2 separate regions of the Homo sapiens genome follow, and region 1 is linked to region 2. Evidence: chromatin loops called from intact Hi-C (ENCODE). Cell type or tissue: HepG2. All regions are shown on one strand.

Region 1 (8,000 bases), 90 kb before region 2:
CTTTCCTCTCCTAATGACCTCCACTCTCCTCTACCACCCAACAAGCCAAGTGGTGGATGAGTCAGATATGCTTATTAAATAGCATGTGCAGTGGAAGGCTGGCCAGCACCTTCACCATTCCATGCATCCTAACCCTTTCCCCGGCTGCTGTTGCAGCACACACACACACACACACAGAATCTCACACACACTCAAACACACATATAAACATAAACACACTCATATACTCAAACACACACAAACACATACTACACAGACAAACATACACAAACACAATACAAGCATGCACACAAATATACACAAACACGCATATGCACAAAGACACATACAACATATACACAAAACATACAAATACATACATACAAATATATGCATATACATACTTATACCTACAAACCAAACACATATACATAAACACACACTACACACACTCACACACAAACATGCCCATATATACATAAACATACATATATGCAAACACACTACACACAAACACACACAGACATGCGCGCGCACACACACACACCCCTTTCCACCCGTTGAGGGGTTGGGATATGAGAGAAAACATGAACTTTTCATCTGCACTTCATTATAACATGCTGTACAATTAATTGTTCTGTAGGATTTTTTGATGCATGTCACTGAAATTGCTCTAATTTTCACTTGACAACAATAGTTTAATGCTATAAAAATATCCATATATGCATGTGATGGTTTGCAGCTTCTGAAATATGGTCATCTGTTCCAGGTTAAAAGAATTCGAGGCAGCATTCTTCCTGAAGGCCTTTTGTTATTAGTTTGCTTCTCAAAGTCATCTTCCGAATCCTGCTGTGCTAAGCATCACCCCAGCTCAGCCCAGTTATGAATTTCATTGCTGAGCTCTGAGCCCAGGTTGTCTGGCAGCATTTCTGATTGTAATCAGTTTTGTGCAGTGAGATCACCTTGCTGACCACGAGCGGTGGCTCCCAGCACTGCAAAGATATGTGTGGGGCCGGCCTGCTTTTGTGACTGCAGCATTCACCCTTCAGGGGACAGACAGCGGCTCTTGCTGTCTCAATGCCACTGGAAGAACTCCAAAGGGTGCCTGGAGGACCAGCTTGGACTTTCAGTTCTGTTGCTTACGAGTGTGTGACCTTGGACATGTTGTGCGTCTCTCTGCCTCTCGGTTCTGTGACCTGGGCATAGTTAACACCTGCTTTTGAGGTCTTGTGAGGAATAAATGAGACATTTTATTGAAACAGCTACATTGATTTTACAATTCTCAATTCTGACCCATGAATGAAATAGATTTCATTTCATTATGACTGACATTAAAAAAATTAGAATAGATATTGGGTATAAAGTTTCTTTATGGGGTGAGGTAAATGTTCTAAATTAGATTGTGATAATAATTGTACAACTCTGGAAACGTACGAAAATCTACTGAGCTGTGTACACTTTAAGTGGGTGAATTTTGTGGTATATAAATCACATATACATATTTTTGAGACAGAGTCTCGCTCTGTCACCACTCTGTAGTGCAGTGGCACAATCTCTGCGTACTGCAACCTCTGCCTCCTGGGTTCAAGCAATTCTGCCTCAGCCTCCCAAGTAGCTGGGATTACAGGCATGTGCCACCATGCCTGGCTAATTTTTTGTATTTTTAGTAGAGACGGGGTTTCACCATGTAGGCCAGGATGATCTCGATCTCTTGACCTTGTGATCCGCCCACCTTGGCCTCCCAAAGTGCTAGGATTACAGGCATGAGCCACTGCGCCTGGCCTATAAATCATATCTTAATAAAGTTGGTTATACAATAAAATGCCCTTAAAAATCCATCAACCTCTACACTTGGGATTCATGAACTTTAGTATATATGTTAGACTTCAATTAAAAAATTTGGCTGGGCGTGGTGGCTCACACCTGTAATCCCAGCACTTTGGGAAGCCGAGGGGGCAGATCCCTTGAGGTCAGGAGTTGGGAGAGTAGCCTGGCCAACATGGTGAAACCCTGTCTCTGCTAAAAACACAAAAAATTAGCCAGGCGTGGTGGTACGTGCCTGTAATCCCAGCTACTTGAGAGGCTGACTGGGAGAATTGCTTGAACCCAGGAGGCAGAGATTGCAGTGAGCTGAGATTGTGCCACTGTACTCCAGTCTATGTGACAGAGTGAGACTTCATCTCAATTAAAAAAAATAGATATAGGCTGGATGTAGTGGTGCACACCTGCAACACCAGCACTTTGGGAGGCTGAGGTGGGAAGATCTCTTGAGGCCAGGAGTTTGAGACCAGCCTGGATAACATAGCGAGACTCTGTAGCTACAAAAAAAAAAAAAGATAAAAAATAAAAAAATTAATTGAGTGTAGTGGTGCATAGTGCACACATGTAGTCCTACCTATTTGGGAGGCTGAGACAGGAGGATCGCTTGAGCCCGGGAGTTTGAGTTTGCAGTGAGCTATGATCACACCATTGCACACTAGTCTGGGAGATGGAGCAAAAACCTGTCTCTAAAAAATGAAAAAAAAAAAAAAAAGACATAAGAAATAGAATAGAAAATAGCAGAGTGCCTCACATGTAGTAATAGTTAATATCATTTTCATGAACTATATGTGTAAATGTGTGTGTATGCATGTGTGTGTGTGTATGTGTGTACGGGGCTGCAATAGAAATGTGTTTCTAACAGAGGGCTGTTGCTGTAAACATCCACTGGCCTAGCGTCTATCCAGTCAGAGCAGACATTTAACAATGATTACTTATACCCCTTCTCCCCTTCCTTTCCAGAAATGCAAATAAAGAGGAAGAGCACACCCATGTTCAGTAATTGACTTTGACTTCAGAGTGTTGGCCTGTTTTCTGACATAAGAGAGCAGAAACTCTGACTAGCTGGAGGAGCCCCGTTACCACCCCCCTTCCGTGTGTGTATGTACACACACATGCATGCACACAATTAAATCAGGCTCTCTTTTTCTAGTTAAATAAACCCCACACTTGCCAAAGGAACAAATAGTTGGCCTATTGCCAAAGAAAATGTGCCTCTGGGCTTCTGGTTTTGGAGGTTTTGCAGTGTTTACTTTCCAGTGATCTCCACTTGACTCCTTACCTCTTTCATTTGGTTGTAAATACCACAATTTAAACTAGCTACCTGCTGCTGTGACCCTGCATGGGAGGTTGTCTTGACAGATGTGGCAGGCTTCCCTGGCCCCTTCCTCCTCTAGGTGAGTGTGGGGTGGAGGAGGGTGGGCATGAGCAGGAACATGGCTGTCGTGGGGGTGAGTGTGGGGCAGGGACGGCAGCCACTGCCACAAGCAGGACATGGACTTTGTGCTCAATCAAGGTAAATAGATGAAGTCATCCAGTGCCTGGTGACCTTTTGAAGATGACGCAGTATAAATAGCCTTGGGAAGACTATTTCATCAGGGTTGAAACACTTGTGTTTCTGTTGCTTTCTGATGATTATTTTCCTTTGGTTGTTTGCCCCTGTGACACATTTCAGTAACTACCAGATGGGCCTTGGGTGGATGTATCCAATGGGAAAACCAATTTGGAAATGACAGGGCTGGCAGCTGCCTCCTCACTGAAATCTGGGAAATCAGAGAATCGAATCAATTGAAGAACTCTTAGACTTTACTTTGGTTTTGTAAGTTCTGGGTTCAAATTCCCTTTCATATTGTAGATAGAGTTAGACAACTACTAATTTGTGGCCATATTACAACTGATTAGGGTAGAGGGTTAGTCTCTGATTGTAACCAGCTACCTTGGAAAGGCCACGCCAACTCTTTTAGGTCACTTAGCTTTCATCAGTGCCCGAAGGGGAAGTTTCTACCAAGCAGATGGCATATGGTATGTAGCAGATGGTAGATGGTATATGGTAGATAGTGGATGGTAGATATTAGATGGTTGATAGTATATGGTAGATGGTGGATGACAGAGAGTAGATGGTATATGCTGGATGGTACATGGTATATGGTAGATGGTGGATGGTGAATGGCATATGACAGATGGTAGATGAAGAATGGTGGATAGTACATGATAGATGGTTGATGATAGACAATTGATGGTAGATGGTAGATGGTGGGTGGTATGTGATGGATGGTGGATGGCAGATGGCAGTGGTATGTGGTAGATGGCAGATGGTGCATCGTAAATGGTGCATGATGGTGGATGGTGGATGGTAGATGGTAGATGGTAGATGATGGATGATACATGGTATGTGGTAAATGGTATATGGAATATGGTAGATGGTGCATGGTAAATGGTGGAGGATGGTGGATGGTAGATGGCAGATGGTAGATGGTGGATGATAGGTGGTATATGATGAATGGCATATGGAATATGGTAGATGGTGGATGGTAGATAGTACATGGTGAATGGTAGATGGTGGATGGTGGATGGTAGATGGTAGATGATATATGATGAATGGTATATGGAATATGGTGGATAATAGTGGATGGTAGATGACAGATGGCATATGGTGGGTGGTGTATGATGGATGGTGGATGGTAGATGGGAGATGATATATGGTATATGATGAATGGTAGATAATGGATGGCAGATGGTATATGGCATATGGCAGGTGGTATATGTGGTATATGATGAATGGCATATGGAATACAGTGAATGGTAGATGGTGGATGGTAGACGGCTGATGATTGATAGCATAAGGTATATGATAATAGATAGGGCCCAGATTTTAAAGTCCAGCTGCCCAGTGAGAATGCTTTTTCTGCTTCTCACTTGCACCACAATCTTTGTGCCTTGGTTGCTACAGCTGCAAAATAATAGCACCTCACTTGTGGGATTTGTTTTGTTAAGGCAAAATTTTTATAACACAAAATTTTCTATTTTCACACTAAGTGCACCGTTCGGTAGGATTAAGTACATTCACATTATTGTAAACCATCATCATCATCCATCCACAGAACTCTTCGTCTTCCAAAACTGAAACTCTGTACCCATTAAATGGTAACACCTCATTTCCCACTCTCCCCAGTCCCTGACAACCACCATTCTACTTTGAATCTCTATGAATTTGACTACTCTAGGTACCTCATGTAAGTGGAATCTTACAGTATTTATTATTTTGTGACTAGCTTATTTCACTTAACATAACGTTTTTAACACTCACCCAGGTTGTAGCATGTATCAGAATGTCCTTTTTAAAGGCTGAATAATATTCCATTGTATGGACATAACAATTTTATTTATCCATTTATCTGCTGATGGACATGTGGTTGTTTCCCCTTTTGGTTGTTGTGAATAATGCTGCTATAAACATGAGTGTACAAATACGTGTTCAAGTCCCTGTTTTCAATTCCTTTGGATGTCTACTCAGGATATCCAAACTTGATGGAGTAATTCTATGTTTAATTTTTTAAAGAACTAACATACTGTTTTCTACAGTGACTGCACTATTTTATATTTTCACTAACAACACACAAGGTTTCCAGTTTTCTCCACACCTTTGTCGACACTTGTTATTGTCTGGGGCTTTAAAAAATTTATTTATAATAGCCTCTGTGATTTTGGTTTTGAAGGCTAGATGACAGAATGTACAGAAAACACTTAGCCTGTAGTCCCAGCTACTCGTGAGGCTGAGGTGGGAGGATCGCTTGAGCCTGGGAGGCAGAGGTTGCAATGAGCTCAGATGGAGCCACTGCACTCCAGCCTGCATAACAGAGTAAGACCCTGTCTCAAAAAAGTTAAAAAAAAGAAAGAAAGTAGAAAAAAAAAAGTAGAAAGAAAGAGAGAGAGAGAAGGAAGGAAGAAAGGATGAAGGAAGGAACTAATGAAGGAAGGAGAAAGAAAGAAAACACTTAACAAACTTAGTGCCTGGCTCAGTAAATGATAGTTGACCTTGCTGTTTCGGGTGCTGCTTCTCTTTCTGTAGAAGTAACTTAACTGTTAATCTTCATTATAGATTAACTTCTCCCTCTCCTCTCTCATACAAAGACTGTATGCTGTTACATTGTCAAAGACAGGATGCTATATGCTCTTTTAAATTGGAAAGGAAAACAAGCTATACAGAAAAGAAAACAAACTGTAACTAATTAAATTGTTGTAACTCATAAATCCAGCCTTGTATGGAAAATGTCATAGTCCTACTAAACTTTGTTTTGCCTATATAAGCAAGACAGCTTTTAACTTCAGAGAGCTCACCCCGTTTCTGTGGGGTCTATTTCTGTTTTGTTCAGTTACCTGAATGGCCATTCTCAGCTTTGCGCTTGAATAAACTCTTTAAAACTGGATTCTGATCCCTTTGATTATTTCATGTTGACTATATATATATAATATATATATATAAGACTATATATATATAATAATATGTATATGTATTTGGAGAGAGAGGAAGCAAATTCGGCAAAATGTCAATAATTGGTGAGTGAAGGGGATACGGGAGTCCTTTGTACTATTCCTGAATCTCTTCTCTAAAGTTTAAAATTATCTCAAAATAAAAAATGACAAAAGATATGGACTTCTTAGGGACATGTTTCTTGGGGTGTATTTCCCAGCTGTCTGTGTTAGAATTTCCCGGGAGTTTAAAACACAGACACAGGGGTTCCACTGTGGCAGTCCGCTCCAGGAGGTATGGGGTGAAGCCTGAGGATCTGCATTTTCCACAAGCGCCTCAGGGAATTCTGAGTCAGATGGTCGGTAGATGTGACTTCAGGAAGTAGCATCTCCACTGCCTCCTCCAGGCAGTGGACTGTTTGTACACAGTCTCGGCGAGTGGTAGGATGACAGTTGTTCCTGGCTGGTCTTGGTCATGCTTGTCCCGTGCAGACTCGATGCTGAGTCAACCCTGCTGAGGCAGGAACTGAGTCCGGTTTAGGATTAAGTCACCTACTTAGACCCAGTGACAGTCCCATGTTTGCTAAAGTCCCCTGCTCTTCCCTGGGTCTCTTCACTGACACAGCAGGCATGGTGTCCTCAGAGATGGTCTGGTAGTCATTCGATCTTCCCAGGAATCCAAAGTAATGTTACTGACAACAAGGGAGTGATCCAGAGGTGGTGGAGGTGACGATGGTGATGCCGCTGCTGCTGCCGACCTGGTATAACCATCCCTAAATGATGTGTTTGGCAAGGAAAGACCCAGGAATCAGGGCATTCACATAAAGAGTACGAAGTAAAGGGAAAGATGGGAATGAGGTGGGAGAGAGGAGCACGCAAGGTATTTGAAGTTATTCTTCTGTTTGTTCAACCAGCATTTTATGAATGCCATGTGTGTACCAGGCACTTTGCAGGGCATGGAGAATAAGATTAAGTACAAGAACAGATAGAGCCCCCCTTGTTTTATGGAGCTCAGCCCAGGTCTGGATCTCACAGTTGACTAGGAGAATGGGAAACAGAGCCTTGACTTGTCATAAAGCCTTCTTGAAGGGAAGAAGTGAATGGGAAATAGCGTTTAGAAAGTTTGGCTCCAGATGGCGAGGTTGGGGAGGGAATTCCTGACTATCAGAGAATGTATTTTTCTGCAGATAAAAATCAAACTGTGGGTCCCAATAATAATAGTAATAATAGTACTACTAATAAAATAACTCAAAGCTTTTATCTCAAGGCCTCACGAGAGAAATAGTTGGAAATCCACTCTCAGGTCCCTCCCATCTCACCTTTGGAATCATCAGGTTTCCAGAACAGCTACAGCCTTCCTCTTTTTGTTCCCTGGTGGTCACTGTCTGTGGCTGGGTGGGGGACGCCTCTTCACTGTCACCTCCAGGCTTCCTCTTCTGGCTCCATGCAAAGTCTCAATTCTTCCTCCTCTCTTCTCCAGAAGGGACTGCATTTACTTCTTTCTTATTTGTTTATTTTTCTCTAACACTTACTTGTTGGGTAGATAATGCACTTGTATAGTTGAAAAATCAGGCTGGGGTCGGTGGCTCATACCTGTAATCCCAGCACGTTGGGAGGCCGAGGCGGGCGGCTCACCTGAGGTCAGGAGTTCGAGACCAGCCTGGCCAATATGGTGAAACCCCATCTCTTCTAAAAGTACAAAAATTAGCCAGGCATGGTGGCACATGCCTGTA
Region 2 (8,000 bases):
TGCCCCAGTGGGGACTCTGTGGGGGCTCTGACCCCACATTTCTCTTCTGCACTGCCCTAGCAGAGGTTCTCCATGAGGGCTCTGCCCCTGAAGCAAACTTCTGCCTGGACATCCAAGCATTTCCATACATCCTCTGAAATCTAGGCAGAGGTTCCCAAACCTCAATTCTGGACTTCTGTGCACCTGCAGGCTCAACACCACATGAAAGCTGCCAAGGCTTGGGGCTTGCACCCTCTAAAGCCACATCCTGAACTGTACCTTGGCCCATTTTAGCCACAGCTGGAGCTGACTGGGAGGCAGGGCACCAAGTCCCTAGGTTGCACACAGCAGGGTGGCCCTGAGCCCAGCCCACAAAACCATTTTTTCCTCATAGGCCTCTGGGCCTGTGATTTGAGGTGCTGCCTCAAAGGTCTCTGACATGCCCTGGAGACATTTTCCCCATTGTCTTGGTGATTAACATTTGGCTCCTTGTTACTTATGCAAATTTCTGCAGCTGTCTTGACTTTTTCCCCAGAAAACAGGTTTTTCTTTTCTGTTGCATCATCAGGCTGCAAATTTTCCAACTTTTATGCTCTTCCTCATCTTGAATGCTTTGCTGCTTAGAAATTTCTTCCACTAGATACCCTAAATCATCTCTCTCAAGTTCAAAGTTTCACAGATCTCTAAGGCAGGGGCAAAATAAAGCATATTCCAGTTCCCAACAAGTTCCTCATCTCCATCTGAGACCTGGACTTCATTGTCCATATCACTATAAGCATTTTGGTCAAAGCCATTCAACAAGTCTCTAGGAAGTTCCAAACTTTCCCACATTTTCCTGTCTTCTTCTAAGCCCTCCAAATTCTTCCAACCTCTGCCTATTGCCCAGTTCCAAAGTTGCTTCCACATTTTTGGGTATCCTTATAGCAGCACCCCACTACCTCCTGGTTCCAATTAACTGTATTAGTCCATTCTCATGCTGCTATAAGGAACTGCCCAAGACTGGGTAATTTATCAAGGAAAGAGGTTTAATTGACTCACAGTTCCTCATGGCTGGGGAAGCCCCAGGAAACTTACAATCATGGCAGAAGGGGAAGCAAACTTGTCCTTCTTCATATGGCGGCAGAAGAGTCAAGTGCAGAGTGAAGGGGGAAAAGCCCTTGTAAAACCATCAGATTTCATGAGAACTCACTCACTATAGCAAGAACAGCATGGGGGGACCACCCCCATGATCTAATCATCTCCCACAAGGTCCCTCCCCTAACACATGGGGATTACAATTCAAGATGAGATTTTGGTGGGGGACACAGAGACAGACCATATCAGTGAATTACATTTTCAGTTTGAGTCATCTTTTAGGTAGTCCATTTTTGAAACTTATGTAATAGCAGTGAACTATCCTAGGGGGACACTTTTCCCTTTTGTCCTGATGTTTGAGTGTGCTTTTAGAAGTTTCTAGAAGACAAATTAAGAGACTTTTGGGACCTGCCACCTCCGGTAACTGTGAATTGTAAAACGTGTGCAAAGAATAAGAATGCCAGCAGAAGAGAGCCGCTGGAATGAGAGGAGCAGGCTCTCCTCATCTTCCATGTGAGGGCACAATTTTCTCTGGGAGGTGAGAAGTTTGGTAGGTTTCCCTGTTCAGGAAATTGATGCCCAGCTGAAACCAGTCTCTGGGCAGGAAATGGTCTCATTTGGCTGTGAGGAGGTGGGAATGTGAACGATTTAAGAAGCTGACTTAGCTTGGACTCCAGTGGAAGTGATCTCACCTATTCATATCATTCTGTCTCCACTTCCTCATTCCAAGGCACCACCTCTGCCTGGATGTCCCAGTGAAGTCCACCACCTAACCTATTTTTCTAGCGATTCTGACCCCAATTGGTATATTGCTATTCAATTTTGGCACTAACTTCCTGGAGTTAGAACAGACCCCAAAGATTAAAGAACATGACCCACAACAACAATACCCCTACTTCTGACTGACCAACCAAAAATCTAGGGGTGCCCATGGTCTTCCTCAGGTTCAATAACTCACTAGAACAACTCACAGAACTTGGGCAAATGCTATACCTTTGATTACAGCTTTATTATTAAAGCTCTCTCCCTCCCTGGAGGATGGGAAGTCAGACTGATATTCCATGTCTCAAAGTCCCAGCCCTCTTATCACATGGTTGGTCTTTCTAGCATGACCAGCCCCATCCTGAGGCTATCTAGGAACCACCATGGTCCACTTCATTAGCATAAAGTCAGGTGTGGTCCAATCCAGGGCCTCTTGAAAAACAAAGACACTCCTACTATGTGGGAAATTCCAAGGATTTAGATTTGCCCTCCCAGGAGCCTGGGACAAAGGCCAGTCATTAAACAAAAATTATTATTATACAACATTGCCTCTTAGCATTCCTGTTTTATTTTTCAGATTATCTATTTATTTATGTAACAGAAATGGTGTCTTTCTGTGTTGTCCAGGCTGGTCTTGAATCCCTGGGCTCAAGCAATACTCCCGCCTTGGCCTCCCAAAGTGCTGGTATTATAGGCATGAGCCACTGTGCCTGACCTATATTTTAGATTCTAATTCATGCATTAGCTTGGGAAAGTAATGATATTCTTTAAAGAAGGAAGCAACCAGAGCTGTTCTCCACCTCCTGAATCACTCAGGGCATAGAGCTCCAAGACACGGGTGGCGTTACTGAAATAAAGCATTGTAGTTCACTTGTGCTATGTGGACCTTGTGGGGTGGTACCACTCTGTTCCTCAGGCTCATGTGGCAGCCTCATCAGGAACATGGTCAGTCACAATGGCAGAGGGAAAAAGGATCATGGCAAAGCGAGTACAGGCCCTTGAGGCTCTGCCAGAAGTAACAGACATCACTTTCAATCACATCTCAAAGGAAGGCTTGTGTCAAAGGACAGTTAGAACCCAATCTAAGATGTAGAAAGTTGAATAGCATTAGCAGTCACATAGGTTGACAGGAAAGAGACAAGGATGGAAGCTGCTGTTACTGTCTTGGTGAGAAAGGAGTAATGAAGAGACAGGAGTAAAGGAGAGCAGGGATCTGAGAGGCAGAGCTCAGGCAAATGTGATGTTATTTGGGGAGAAATTACATGAGGAGGTGAGGGGAAGGAGAAACTAGAGGTTCCTTAGGGTCTAGCTTGGGTAAGATGGGGGTGCTGGCACCCAGGAAGCAAGGAGGAGTAAATGGAATGTTCTCTGCTTTGCAGGATGGTGCTGGTGGCAATTTTCACTTCCCAGGCCCCTAGCCAGTAGTAGAATATAGAGAAAAGATGAGGTTTCTTCATTTCATAAACAATCAACTAATCAATAAGCAGGCAGCCCTCTTCCTCTGAATGTCCTGCGTTAATTGAAAACCAGAGGACTTTGATCACTGAGGATTGTGTTGCATAACTGGTTTCAATGCACCATTGTTTTCCTCCCTGGTTTTTTTCCATGATGGAAATGATTTGTTTGCCACACTGGGCAGGAGATCATATTTAAATGTTTCTTGGGTTTGATCTCCAAACAGGGGATTAACTAATGCTTGTGCTAAGGTGCAGAGTAGTGGTAAACAGATTTAATAAACTCTAAGTATGTAAGCTGCTGTTGAGGGCAGGGGTAGTCTAAGATGTGGGCACCTGCTGGTTTCCAGCTTGGTCAACACCAGAAAGTGTCACATTTTGTACTTAAAAACTCAGAGGAGTTTGACAGCAGAAGAAGCCAGGGGTGAAGGTGGAGAGGCTGAGAGCCAGGTGTTTCCAACTTAGGTCTGCTTTTGCCATGAACCTGGGCAAGTGATGACAGGTTCTAAAGATCTTCCAAGTGTTCAAGGGCAGAGATGGGGAGGAGGTGGGGGGCCACATTTGCTGAGATTCAGACATTTATGGAGTGCTCCTAAGAAGGGTAATGAACGCCAAGCTACCTGCTCGAGAGAAGGAGATTCACGTTTCCTCTCTTTGCTATGGGAGTGAACAGAGACCATGATTGCTTGCAATAGGAGCCTTCATAACCTCTCTGCCCTTCACCGACGAAAGTGGATTCTATCTTTGCCAGCTCCATTTCTGGGCTTTTACAATTTAGAATCAGGGCAAGGGAGAGAGAGAAAGAGAAATGGAGATTCAAGCAGGCAAGTGGTGGGGAGACAGCTGGGAATTACAGAAGAAGAATCAGAGACTTCCTTGCAGGAGAGAATTAAGAGTAGAGGTTAAATAAAAGAAGCAGAAGAAAATCAGGCACCCACATGGGCTGCCAGGAGGCAAGGCTTTGCTGGGAGCAGAGAGTAAGAGAGAAGTTTTGGAGAATCAGTGAGAGAGCTGGAAAAAGAGGCTTGAGAAAAGTTTTGCTGCATGTTAAACTTCACCCTGTGGTGTGCCTTGATAATCTAAATAGTAATGGAATAGATTTTCATGAACATTTCCAGTAAAACAGACTTTGAGTTGGTGCGTTTTGGAGCCTCTCTGGAACCTGAGATGCTCTGAAGCCTGGATCGCTATGGAAGTAGCCTGCTGGGGGGTGGAGGTTGGCACAGGGGATGCCAGGCAGGTGGTCACCCCCCAGGCCTCAGCTTACCCATCTGTAGCACTGTAAGGACCCTGCCTGTTCCATCCTGTCTTTGCGCTTCTCAGCTCTAGCTTTCTCATTAGGGTGCAAGCTCTTCAAGGCAGGCCTATGTCCTCATCCCCCTGTCCCTCCCACTCCCTGGTGTGCACAAGAGAGGTCAATCGCTCCAGGTCTGTGAGGCAATAGGGTAAGTGTCACGGCCAGCACCACCCCTTCTTCTCCAGGACGGGAACCCTTCAGCCATGTTTCTTTTGAAGCTTTCTTTCCCCCTTTCCCCTTCATGCGTCTCCCCAGATGATGGGCTCACCAACCACATCCTGAGTCCTCTGCACAGGAAAGCAAGAAGGGTTGTTTTCACCCCAGTGCCCTTCCCTTTCCCTTCCCCCACCACCAGCAGCTCAGAAGCCAAAGTCCCCTGGAAATAGGTCTCTGCTTCCTTTGCTAACTCGTGGCTGATGGGCGTGTGTGGCATCCACCCCAGCTTCCTCCTCTGTGCCATTAGTTCTGCAACAGCTGGAAAGCAAGTCTGCGCTTCCCAGCACCTTTGCGCTAGGATTCTGGATGTGATGTGGGTTCTGCCAATCAGATTAGTCCCATTTTTTCTGTCACGAGACTAAATTTGAGGCAGGGTTAAGCTGAGAGACAGAGGCAGGGAGGGACGCACCCATGTAGGGGCAGAGCTCCTAGAAAAAGCATTGCAGTTTTAGCCCTGGCTTCCCGGTGTGACTGGGGCCTCCCTAATTGTAGCAGAAGGCAGGTCCTTCCGCATCCAGCCCTGTGGCGTGGCTTTGGGAAGCGAACCTGCCTCCTAATGATTCCGGGAGTCATGTAATTCCCCATGAGCACTCCCTTTCTGCTTTCAGAAAGACTTGTCTCTCTGCTGCTGAGTCCTGCCTGACACCTACGAGCACCCTGGTTGGGTGGGCAGCTGCAAGAGGCTGGCCCCCCATCCAGAGGAGGCTTTGTGACGAGGTCCTGGCCATGGGCAGGTCTACAGAAGTTGCTGGCGGGGCTTCTGGGGACGAAGAAGCAACCCCAGCTGGCTGCTCAGCTCCTTAACTGTCTGCCATTTGCCCTCTGGGATGTGGTCTCGACACCTCAGCTTGAGTGCTAAGAGGCAAGCAGCAGAGGAGAACGTGGGCTCAGGTGTCCCGGCAGGAAGAAGAGCACCCGGGGCTCTGCGGCTAAGGTGCTGCCGCCCTGCACTTGTGTGGGAGCCCCTTCAGAGGCTGCCTCTCTCTTCTACTTCCCTGATCCCCTCTCCTGCCCAGCACTAGGGAATCTTTGCTCGTTGGGTCTTTTATTTTTAGCTACACGGTTCAATGAAAGCCTTTCTGCTTTCTCTGCATTGATTTTGCAGAACAATCCAAGGGTCGGTCTGATGCTTTTATGGCTCAAATTTCCTGGGGTTTATTTTTCACGAGTAAAAGTAAAAGTTAAAACTCCTGTTTGTACCTTTAGATAACTAGCTTACCGTGGTGTGGACGGGTAGAGAATGAGGGAGACGGAGAGACTTTGGAGTCAGACTGAGTAGTTTTAATCTGGGCTCCATCACTTACTAGCTGTGTGGCGTTGGGGGAGTAAATAAGCCTCTCTGAGCTTCAGTTTCCTCATTTATAGATTAATAATAGCAACAATACTCAGCTCATAACCACTCAGGTTGTTTGTGAAGTTCAAATAAGGTAATGCTTATAAAACTGAGAGGCCAGGTGCGGTGGCTCATGCCTATAATCCCAGCACTTTGGGAGGCTGAGGCGGGCGGGTCACGAGGTCAAGAGATTAAGACCATCTGGCTAACACGGTGAAACCCCGTCTCTACTAAAAATACAAAAATTAGCTGGGTGTGGTGGCGGGCACCTGTAGTTCCAGCTACTCGAGAGGCTGAGGCAGGAGAATCACTTGAACCCAGGAGGTGGAGTTTGTAGCGAGCCAAGATCACGCCACTGCACTCCAGCCTGGCAACAGAGCAAGACTTCGTCTAAAAAAAAAAAAAAAAAAAAAAAAAGACTAGTTCATGATACTTATTAAGAGCTTAATTTTAAAAAAACAAAGCTCTTATTGTAATTACCTTTAGTTTTTTCATTTATAAAGAGGACAAAGAAAATCAGCATACACGCACACTCACTGATATAGAACTGGCTCCAGCGCAGGGAGTTCTATTTTAAGCAGGCCCAAGTGGGCCTTGTCTCTACAAGTCAATAGCAAAATAGAGGGTAAGGGGAGATCTGAATGGTTCTGGGAGCAGCCGGGGAAAGCAGAAACCAGGTTCATTTAGAGAGACGTGGGAGGACGAGCTTCTGTCTCTGGGTGGCCTCTCTTCCTCTCTGGAAACTTCTTCTGCAGCAGATGGGCTATGCAGGATTCCCTCTCACCATGCACAGGCCGCAGCAGGCTGGCCCAGGACTCCCACTTAGTGCAGATTTTATGTCTGTTAAACACACATGACCCTTCTTTGGGACAAAGAAATTCTGGGTTTAATAGAGGCTCATCATCAGGCTAAAAACAATCTGGTGAGGCCACAGTTGGGTGTATGAGGCTCTTCTTGGTCCATGGCAAGGAAGGAAAATTCACTCTGCCCACTGATTATATAGGCCGCAGAATACTAGAGATTTGGGTGGTCTTTTTGTTTTACAAAAGTACAGCAGGCCACTTAGAACAAAAACATGGACTAGTTTAGGACTGGGGAGAAGAAATACATTTTGGTTCGTCTAAATCTCCTAGAATTGTTTTCTCAGCTTCTTCTAGATCCATACTCATTTCAAACTTGATCTCTAGCTTGAGAATTTTTGAAATGTAGCTGAATCATTTGAATCCATCCCCCATGTCGACAATCTGTAACTCAAAACTTACCCATAACACAAATAAGTATTTGCAGAGGGGAGGTTCAAGAATGCTTAAAAGTTTAATTGAAGGCTTCCCTCATTGTTCACAAGTTTGCTTTGGGGTTCACTGAGAAGAATTAACATTTGTGGATAGTGTGGGCATCAGAACTGGACCTCTTTCATACAAGGCTTTGATGCCTCCAGCAACAGAATGGCTGTCTGTAGTCCGCTTGGCTGTGGCTCTGAGTTTGAGGGCTGGCTCCAGGCCTCCTGGGGCTTCCCCATCCCTGCACCTTCCCACTAGCCACTTCCTTTGTGGTTTCCAACGTGTCCTCTCTCAGAGTGCTGCTCAAATCTGTTTTGATTGGGGTGGTCAGTTCACAAGTTAAGAATGTGTACATTTGATCAAAACTTGTTCTGCTCCCATCTTGAAAACTTCTAAGTTCTGATGTCTGTCATTAAGAACTATGTTCATTGTATTTGATAGTACAATAGGAAAATTACAGTTAACAGTTGTTTATTGTAAATTTCAAAGTGACTAGAAGAGAAGAATTATAATGTTCCCATCACAAAGAAAGGATAAATGTCTGAGCTGAGGGATATCCCAATTACCCTGACTTGATCATCACACACGGCATACAGGTATCAGAA

What was found. A loop is a pair of places that touch in the nucleus more often than their neighbours do. Peaks named below come from ENCODE experiments on the same cell type or tissue, not always from the same donor. Only the 100,000 strongest peaks of a DNase experiment are listed, where the experiment ranks them.
Region 1: a loop joins it to region 2, with 8 times the contacts of the local background. A loop is called at or near these places in 5 of 110 quality-filtered maps.

The regions. Positions count from the first base shown.
Region 1 is chr1:229,216,699-229,224,698 of GRCh38, reverse strand. No RefSeq gene overlaps it. Among named protein-coding and RNA genes, the nearest start is that of TMEM78, 29 kb to the left of the region's middle. RefSeq lists enhancers at 2,758-3,257, 3,258-3,759. In HepG2, a CTCF peak has its summit at 6,669 (motif pointing left); DNase peaks (open chromatin) are centred at 998, 2,958, 3,328 and 6,728; H3K4me3 peaks cover 956 bases.
Region 2 is chr1:229,127,103-229,135,102 of GRCh38, reverse strand. All of the region lies in intron 1 of LINC02815 (long intergenic non-protein coding RNA 2815), which reads left to right. Among named protein-coding and RNA genes, the nearest start is that of LINC02815, 24 kb to the left of the region's middle. RefSeq lists an enhancer at 4,787-5,081. In HepG2, no CTCF peak of the experiment used is centred here; DNase peaks (open chromatin) are centred at 3,382 and 4,802.